Regions from separate parts of the Homo sapiens genome. Here region 1 is linked to region 2. A link is a contact called in ENCODE Hi-C or POLR2A ChIA-PET data. All regions are on one chromosome and are shown on one strand. Each heading gives the region's core, a stretch centred on a gene start or an enhancer-like site at or near the end of the contact. The rest is flanking DNA. Distances are from core to core; before and after follow the strand shown.

Evidence for each region. Hi-C counts contacts between places; a loop is a spot of excess contacts on that map. ChIA-PET counts read pairs that join two places held with the same protein, here RNA polymerase II (POLR2A). Pooled maps may share reads with other maps.
Region 1: a map of left ventricle myocardium inferior shows a loop between it and region 2 (4-fold over the local background). The contact joins two enhancer-like sites. A Hi-C loop is called at or near these places in 7 of 168 maps with a recorded cell type or tissue (Caco-2, cardiac septum, dorsolateral prefrontal cortex and 4 more) and 1 of 50 pooled maps. POLR2A ChIA-PET finds 5 or more read pairs at or near these places in 3 of 52 experiments (A673, H1 and K562).

What each region holds. Positions count from the first base shown.
Region 1 is chr15:62,798,180-62,802,239 of GRCh38, forward strand. TLN2 (talin 2) reads left to right here. Exons shown (of 59, transcript NM_015059.3): 49 at 2,189-2,314; 50 at 2,474-2,590. Among named protein-coding and RNA genes, the nearest start is that of MIR190A, 24 kb to the right of the region's middle. Within about 2 kb of position 1,947, at least 3 of the 41 ENCODE cell types and tissues checked have a DNase peak (open chromatin) inside an H3K27ac peak, as active enhancers do.
Region 2 is chr15:62,845,665-62,849,722 of GRCh38, forward strand. It overlaps LOC105370854 (a long non-coding RNA gene), which reads right to left. Exons shown (of 7, transcript XR_007064671.1): 2 at 2,211-2,474. Among named protein-coding and RNA genes, the nearest start is that of MIR190A, 24 kb to the left of the region's middle. RefSeq lists enhancers at 1-222, 904-1,405, 1,406-1,905. Within about 2 kb of position 2,412, at least 5 of the 41 ENCODE cell types and tissues checked have a DNase peak (open chromatin) inside an H3K27ac peak, as active enhancers do.

The sequences.
Region 1 (4,060 bases), core at 697-3,196, 48 kb before region 2:
GGGGTGGGGAAATGAACTCAGCACCTGTAGATGGCCCAGGTGAGAACTTCGGTTCTCAAGGAAGAGAGAGAAGAACTGGAAGGCTAGGGAAGGGCCCTGTGCTTCTGTGACTTCCGCTTCTGATATTTGGCAATTTCATTGAGATTACTTGCCTGTTCCTTGGTCCCCTTCCCAGACCATTGCTCCTCAAGGACAGTCACCACAGTTTGCTCATCTTTGAAACCTGCACATGCGGCACAGCTCTTGGCACATAGTGGCTACTGGCTACTGAACAAGTATATGTTCACCTGTTGTTGAACTAACAGCCAACAAAAGTCGCTAATAAATGGATGATGCCTGTTCCCAGAGTGCAAAATTTAAAAAACAAAAACAAAACAAAAAAAAAAAACCTCTGTTCTCTCTGTTCCCAGAACCGTCAAATGCCAAGCACTTCAGTTTTCACTCCTTAAACCATTCTCAGTAAACTAGTCTGTCTGGACAAAACTGGTTAGAAACCCCCTGTCATTCAGTGCCCCCAGGGGATGCAGTGACTGTGCTGGTTCACTTGAGGCCACCAGCTCGTTCCCTCACGGCATGACACTTCCCTCCCTGACAGCACCCATGAGTGGAGCACAGCTCCGAGAGGAAACATTCCTTATGCTACCATTTCATCCTTTCTGTTGGATTTCTGATAACATCAGAGTCCAGATTGGCTGCCTTTTGGAATTCTAAGCATTCACAAAAACCTCCGCTACAGGTGGTGGGTGCCTGTAATCCCAGCTACTCGGGAGGCTGAAGCAGGAGAATCACTTGAACCCAGGAGGTGGAGGTTGCAGTGAGCCGAGATCACGCCACTGCACTCTTAATACGTTGTCACATCTGAGATCCCAGTTTATCTTCAAAGCAATTTAATGAGGTAGATGGGGCTAGCAAGCTAATTTCACTGTGGATGAGGACCCAGAGCCACGCACACAGGCATGGCGCAGTGTGGAGGTTAAGACCGTGGCCCTCATGCTCACCAGACTCTGAATCCCAACTCTGCCACTGCTGGGCTCTGGGAGTGTGGACATAAGGGTTGTGGTTCCCACTCGAAAAGGCAGTGGCGAGGAGTAAATGAGATAATGTGTGTAGAGTGCTTGGCTCAGCACCTGAACACTGCCCTCAGTAAAGGGAAAATGTTTTTATTATTATAGAAATAGGAGTTACTGGAGCTACTGGACTGGGAACGCTTAAATGCAGTGCCCAATATTGTGTAATTCCCATCTAGACCTGGTACTTTTCACTCTAAATCCGGCACTTTGAAAAGATGATCTGTGGTCTCTGTGAAATTAGAAAAGCAAACACAGATAATGCATCACATCCAGGTTTATGTGGGAACGTACCTGCATCTTCATTCCACAAGTATTTACTGAGTACCTGCTGGGTGCTCATCCCTGTTACAAGCGTGAAACAAAGCAGAAGTCCAGGCCAAGCCTCCTGGAGCTTGCACTCAAGTTGAGGGAGAAGACAGATGATTTATAAGTGAATAAATGATAAAATAATTCCACCTACTGATAAGTGCTGTAAATAAAACGGCAACCTGACAGTTTCAGCAATTGTGGGAGTGGGCCCTTAGCTGAGGGATGGGGAAAAGCCTCTGAGGACATGACATTTGAGTTAAGGCCCAAGTGATGGAAAGAGCTGAGTCCCAGTTAGAACAATGAGCAAAGGTCCGAAACAGGAATGAGTTGAGATTTCCCATGGAGAAGAAGACAGGCTGACCTGTGTGCCTGTAGCAGAGCACCTCATAGCCAGAGAGGCAGGCAGGGCTGTTGTGGGGCCTTGAGGGCTGGGGTCAGGTGGGGATTTTTACTCAGTGTTCAGGGTGCCAGTTAGGAGTAAGTGGTGTTGCCTCTCTGGTGTCCTTTGTGCTGTCAGAGGCAGCTCATCGGCCAAGTTGCTGGCTAGGAGGTTTTACATAAGCTGCATGTTTGCACCTGACTTCTCCGTTCTGGCTCAGCTTCAGCCTCCCCTGGGCAGCTTTTCAAAGTCCTGAGTCCTGTATCAGAATCACCAAGGGTGGCTTCCCAGGAGGTCTGCCATGCTGCAGACTTCAGACTGTCTTTCTCTCCTCCCCCGTGCCCTGGCCTGCCCTCAGGCTGCATGCCTTGGTAAAGCCCACAGCTGACATCTTGACGCCTGCTCACCTGAGTTCTGTGCTCTCTTTCAGGTGGTTTTGATCAATGCCATCAAAGATGTGGCCAAGGCCCTTTCTGATCTCATCAGTGCTACCAAGGGAGCTGCCAGCAAGCCAGTGGACGACCCTTCCATGTACCAGCTCAAGGGGGCTGCCAAGGTAGAGTGGGGCTCCGACTGGGGATGAGCACCTGAGTTCTCTTCTCACTTAAAGGAAGGAGAGGCGTCCTTGCTCATAGCATGCGATCCAGAAGTAAAAGGAGTAGGGGCTGGACCTGAGTCACTGCACTATCTGTATTCATTCTCCCTTCCTATGCAGGTGATGGTGACCAATGTCACCTCGCTCCTCAAGACTGTAAAGGCAGTGGAGGATGAGGCCACCCGGGGCACCAGGGCGCTTGAGGCCACAATTGAATGCATAAAGCAGGAGCTTACGGTAAGGAGCCAGCAGTTACCTCCCTTGGGTACCAGAGTCCCACAGCTGACCCCAGTGAGGGCTCATTTGAGGTTTTTTACCAATGAGGTTTTACCTAAAACACCTGAACTGAGAATGCCCCTTCACCTGCCTGCTGGTAGCTTTATATAATTGAGACCCCATGTGTCACTGAGTTTGGCTGGGATTGATTTGTAAGTGTAATCAAGGAGTTAATTGAAATGTATCACTTAGGACTATTCAGGTTTACTTCCACTAAAATTATAGCACGAGATCAAAGCATTGTCAAAGATTCCTGGAAAAAGGGAAAGTCAGTATGACTGTGCTTACCTGGAGCATTAATTCTGTGAACAGTGCTTAGCCTTTCTTGATGCACATTGCTCTTGGTACCCGCACACATGCAAAATTGGAAGTCTGCCGTTTGCTGTTGGAAAAGCCTAGAAGCCTTTACCTGAGACACTTCCCTTTAAAATCCAGCTTCTTTCCATTGGAGTCATCTGACCTGAGAGAAATTGACCCTGTTCTTTTCTGACTTGTTCCAGCATTGCAGAGTTGAGGACATTCTGGAGTTACTGCAATGTGGATGATATCTGCTGTTCTTATGATCCCACAATGGTTGTGGATTGGCTCATTCTAATCCCCACAAATAGAAATATGCCAAAAAGAGTAGTTTCAAACAGATTTCTTTTTGATAGGAGGTCTGATCACAGATTCAACTTTTTTGGGAAAGAGGGATACCTGCCTTTGCTGCCAATTGTTCTGCACCTTTAAAGGGTCACCTGCAAAAGCGACCTAGAGCACTAGAAACAATAGTAGAACAATTTTGCAGGGTTTTGCTGACAGAAACTTGGGTTTTCTTGTCATATCATTAAAGAATCTAGCCTTGATTGATGTTGCGCTCAGTTCATGCTTTAAAGGAGAATCTAAAAAATACAGGAGTAACCTAAAAGCTGGTGGTGCCTTAAGTACCACTGCCTGGCACTTGCCTGGCTGCACAGGCTGGGTGTTTGCTACCAAAATCTGGACACAGCTCCTTTTTTGTTATTTGTTTATGTTTGATTTTTGTGGGTACATAGTAGGTGTATATACTTAGGAGTTACATGAAATATTTTGATATAGGCATGCAATGCATAATAATCACATCAGGATAATTGGGGTATCCATCATCTCAAGCATTTATGCTTTGTGTTACAATCCAATTATACTCTTTTAGTTATTTTTAAATGTACAATTAAATTATTTTTTACTGTAGTTACCCACTGTGCTATCAAATACTAGGTCTTATTCATTCTTTCTACTTTTTGTAGCCATTATCCCTCCCCACTTCCCCACCCCGACCTCCCACTTCCGTACTACCCTTCTTAGCCTCTGGCAACGATCCTTCTACCCTCTATCTCCATGAGTTCAATTATTTTAATTTTTTCTGTCACAAATAAGTGAGAACATGCAAAGTGTGTCTTTCTGTGCCTGGCT
Region 2 (4,058 bases), core at 1,162-3,661:
CATTGACCCAAGGGTGTGGGAGTAAAGGGCAGAGCCCTGAAGCTGGGAAGGATTTCCAAGAGGAGGACATTTGGCCCGACTCCTAATAAATAGGAGTTCCCCAGCAGAGAAGGGATGGGGGTGGCACTCCAGGCTGCAGGAACCGCACTTAGGTAGGCCTGGGTTTCTGAAGAGGCAGTTGCTTAAGGAGGTGAACAATTCCCTGAGGCCGGCAAGGAGGCAGCCAGGAGCACACCGTGAGGGGCCTTGTGTCAGGGAGGGCACTTCAGGTCCAGTCATAAGATGAATCACTCTGCAGGAGATCAGGAGAGAGATTCTGTGCAGGGAAAATGCATGATGGAAACAGGAGATGCACTAACAAAGGTCAGCAACTGGAGAATGAATTCGGTTCCAAGGTAAAAAAAATTCAAAGCAGGGTGAGCTGGGCCACAGAGCTGCCCAGTGGGAGATGCTGTAGTGGGAGGGGCTGCTGCCAGAGGTAGGATGGGGGAGCCGCGTTCCATCTCTAAGTTAGCTAACACCTACCCTACACCTACCACGTGCCAGACACGCACCATTATCACCTTTATTTAATCCTCACAACTATACCCTGTACAACGCATGGGTGCTCTTATCTCCATTTTATAGCCAGCAAGGCTGAGGCACAGAGAGGTTAGGTAACTTGCCCAAGGCCACACAGCTAGCAGAACGGGGATCTCCCAACCACTATGTTAAGATCACCCAGCTAGTGAGTGGCAAAGCAAGGATTGAAATTCCAATTTGTTTCCAAAGCTTTTTTTTTTTTTTTAAATCAAGAGCATAGGGAGAACCTCAGTCAGACCTGGCTAGTGGGATAGATATTAAGCAGGCAGACACAGGGAGAGGGAGCTGGGGGCAGACGGAACTGTGTGCATATGGCAGAACCTGGGATGTGCTGGGGGCTCCTGGGCGAGTAGGGAAAGAGACCATAGGGGCTGGTGGGGGCTGCAGGAGAGGCCAAGTCTGCACATGTCTGGTGAGGGGAAGAAGAAGACATTCTGAGACCACTGAGTGAGCCCGTGCTACCGAGCTTGTTCTGTATCATGCAGTCACAGAGAGCCTTGCTTTACTTTATTCCCACTGAGTGTCTCCAAAACCCTGTTTTCAGACCACAGCTCTATCCTGGGTTTAAAACCACAGCGTTCACAGGTAGTTCTGTGGTTCCGAGATACTCCACCAGGCATTTTTATCTGAACACCTTCCACCCCAAGCAGAGCACAATTGCAGGAGTTCTGCTGCCTGAACTCCCCAAGGGGAGAAGCCCCAGCCCAGACCCTCTATGGCCAGGCTGACCTGGGGGTGGTGGGCGGAAAACCCTGCCTGTGTGGGCTGGCACCTAGGAGGGGCAGTAACAGCCTGAGCTCTTGCGGCCATATTCAGAGCCTCCTGCCTGTTTGGGCCTCTCTCAGGATAATCTGCAGCTTATTTTCAGAAAGAGAAGTTTAATTCCCTTAAGCTCACAACTAAATGTTGGAGAAATGCTTTCTGGACTCATCAGAAGGCTGACCATGTTCCACATGGGGTCCAAGACTTGGGGTAGCCCAGGGTGAGAAGGGGCCCAGAGGGAGGCCCTCAGTCCCATGCGCCCAGCACCCTGGTGTTGCAGAGGCATTTGGAAAAGCAGGAAGGGAGAGGTGCTTAGAGGCTCCGGGGCAGAGATGGGCTGGTGTCCTCTCAGCTCCCTGACTCTATGGGCATGAGAGGAGATGGAAGGAGAAGGCAAGGCACGGTTCTTCCCTCCAGAGATCTCAGACCACCCTGGAGAAGCCCGTCTCCTGCAAGGAGAAATGAGAGCAATGCCAAGTTATCCAGTGTGGTGGGAGGCCAGCAGGACTCCAGCCTCAGGGCGGGTCCTTGGGAGGGTAGGACTGAGGAGGAGGTGGGCTGGAGTAGATTCTCAAAGGATGGGAAGTAGCCTGGGCTACTGAACAGAGCAGAGAGAACATTTAGGGTGTTAGGCATGCAGGCAGGAAGGAGGGATACGGGGAGAGGACCATGCAAGGCCTAAACCTGGAGGGACAGGTAGGGACAAAGGCTGTCTGGCAGGGCCTGCACTCCTTGGAATCAGGGCTCCGTTCCAAAGGAATAAGGGGCCAGGGAAGCAGGGGAAGACATGACAAACCTTTCAGGCTGGCTGCCACTCTGCCTCAGTGCTACATTCTCCAATGTCTGCAAGCTCATCATCAGCTCACCTGATGGATCGGGGCATTTTGCTTGGCTACCAGCAAGCCACATAACAGTCCTGTTCCCTGGTTTGCATCCTAGAGGCACCTATGTTTGCTGATTCGATGGATCCTGACAGAGCAGTTTGCCAATCACGGAGCTTCCTGGGTTGCGTGGAGGAAAGCCCTCTGCACCCAAGTTTGCAGTCCTTGCTGTTCTGCATCCCAGGTGGTTCTGACCACAGGGGGCAGTGTGGTTCCATAGGACACCGATAGATCGGGTAGCCCTGTTTCCTGGAGAGAAAAAGGAGGTGTTTCATGGGTAAATAAGTATCAGAAATCAGGCTATGAAAGGTAAATAGGTTAATAATTTAATAAGTCTCTATGAGACTTCTTGGAGCCTTTAAGATACTCATATGCACTGGATATCTCCAAAAGGAGCCTATAATATATGGGGTTGCCCCAATTTGGAGGCCCTTGGAGCAGTTTTTAATTTCAGTATATTTTGAGGGACAGATATTCCAAAGATCACACCTTGGGAAACACTGCTCCCAAATCCTATTGCAATTACTGTCTCTCCTCCCCTCTTAGCATGTCACATATCCCGTCTAGTGTTACTAGGTAGTATTTCGCCTGTGCAGCAGCCTCATCTAGGTCGGAGGCAGGGATCTCATGCAGCCTCCCTAGCACCCAAAACCAAGCCTTGGACATGTGAGATATTTAATAAAGATTGATTGCCTGGGAGAAAACTTCAGACCATGCAGTTTGTAACTCGTGTTTATGACCTGCTTGGTGTCAGCTGCTTTGAACTCTGGCTGATTTGAGCTTGAACAAACTAAAAAAGCCTGTTCCCAAACACCTACCACCCACCACAGCTGTCTTCTTCCTCCTCCCCACCTCCCCGTGGCCTTGCCATGCCACAGGGCAACATTATTGCCTAAGACTAAAATAGTTTCTCTGAAAATCGCTTTCCTAGGGTTTCCTTCCTGAAACAGCTGCAAGGAAACACAACTTGATCCTAAATATCCTGCCACCTCCTGGTAACTCTCCCCATTGTCCAGCAAAATCCAGAAGACAGGCTCCAGCTCAAAAGGAGTCGTTTGTTTGTTGAGACAGAGTCTTGCTCTGTTGCCCAGGCTGGAGTGCAATGGCGCGATCCTGCCTCACTGCAACCTCTGCCTCCCAGGTTCAAGCAATTCTCCTGCCTCAGCTTCCAGAGTTGCTGGGATTACAGGCACCCGCCACCACAGCCAGTTAATTTTTGTATTTTAGTAGAGACGGGGTGTTGTCATGTTGCCCAGGCTGGTCTCAAACTCTTGACCTCAAGCGATCCACCCACCTCAGCCTCCCAAAGTGCTGGGATTACAGGTGTGAGCCATCATGCCCCGCCAAAGGGAGTTGTTACTGAAATATTGAGAGGACCTTGGACGGTGTGAGCCAATCCCTACACAACGGTGCCCCTGGTCTGAATGCCAGTGGGATGTGAGGACCATCTGAAAAAGAAGGGAAAGGTAGAGGGGAAAGGGTACTTTAAGAAGCAGAGTTTCCTCCTGCAGCTGCATGCTCCAAAAGGGCACTTGAAATTCAACTCCCTAATCCTTCCTTCCCTTTTCTTGCCTCATGTAGTACAATGAAGTGAAAAGAACCTACAAGGGCTTTGAACGTCAGAGAGACATGGCTCTGAGCAAGTCTTAGCTTTCACGCCTGTTGATAGACAGTGTACTTGACTTCCCAGCATCTACTCCCCTCTGCCTATGGAGTCCAGCAATATTTGGGGGGAGTTGGCCTCAAGTCAAGGATAATACCATTCCCCCTGCTAGTGACTGGTTCTGGAATGGACATATAACCTGATTCTGGCCAAGGAGATAAGAGAAAATA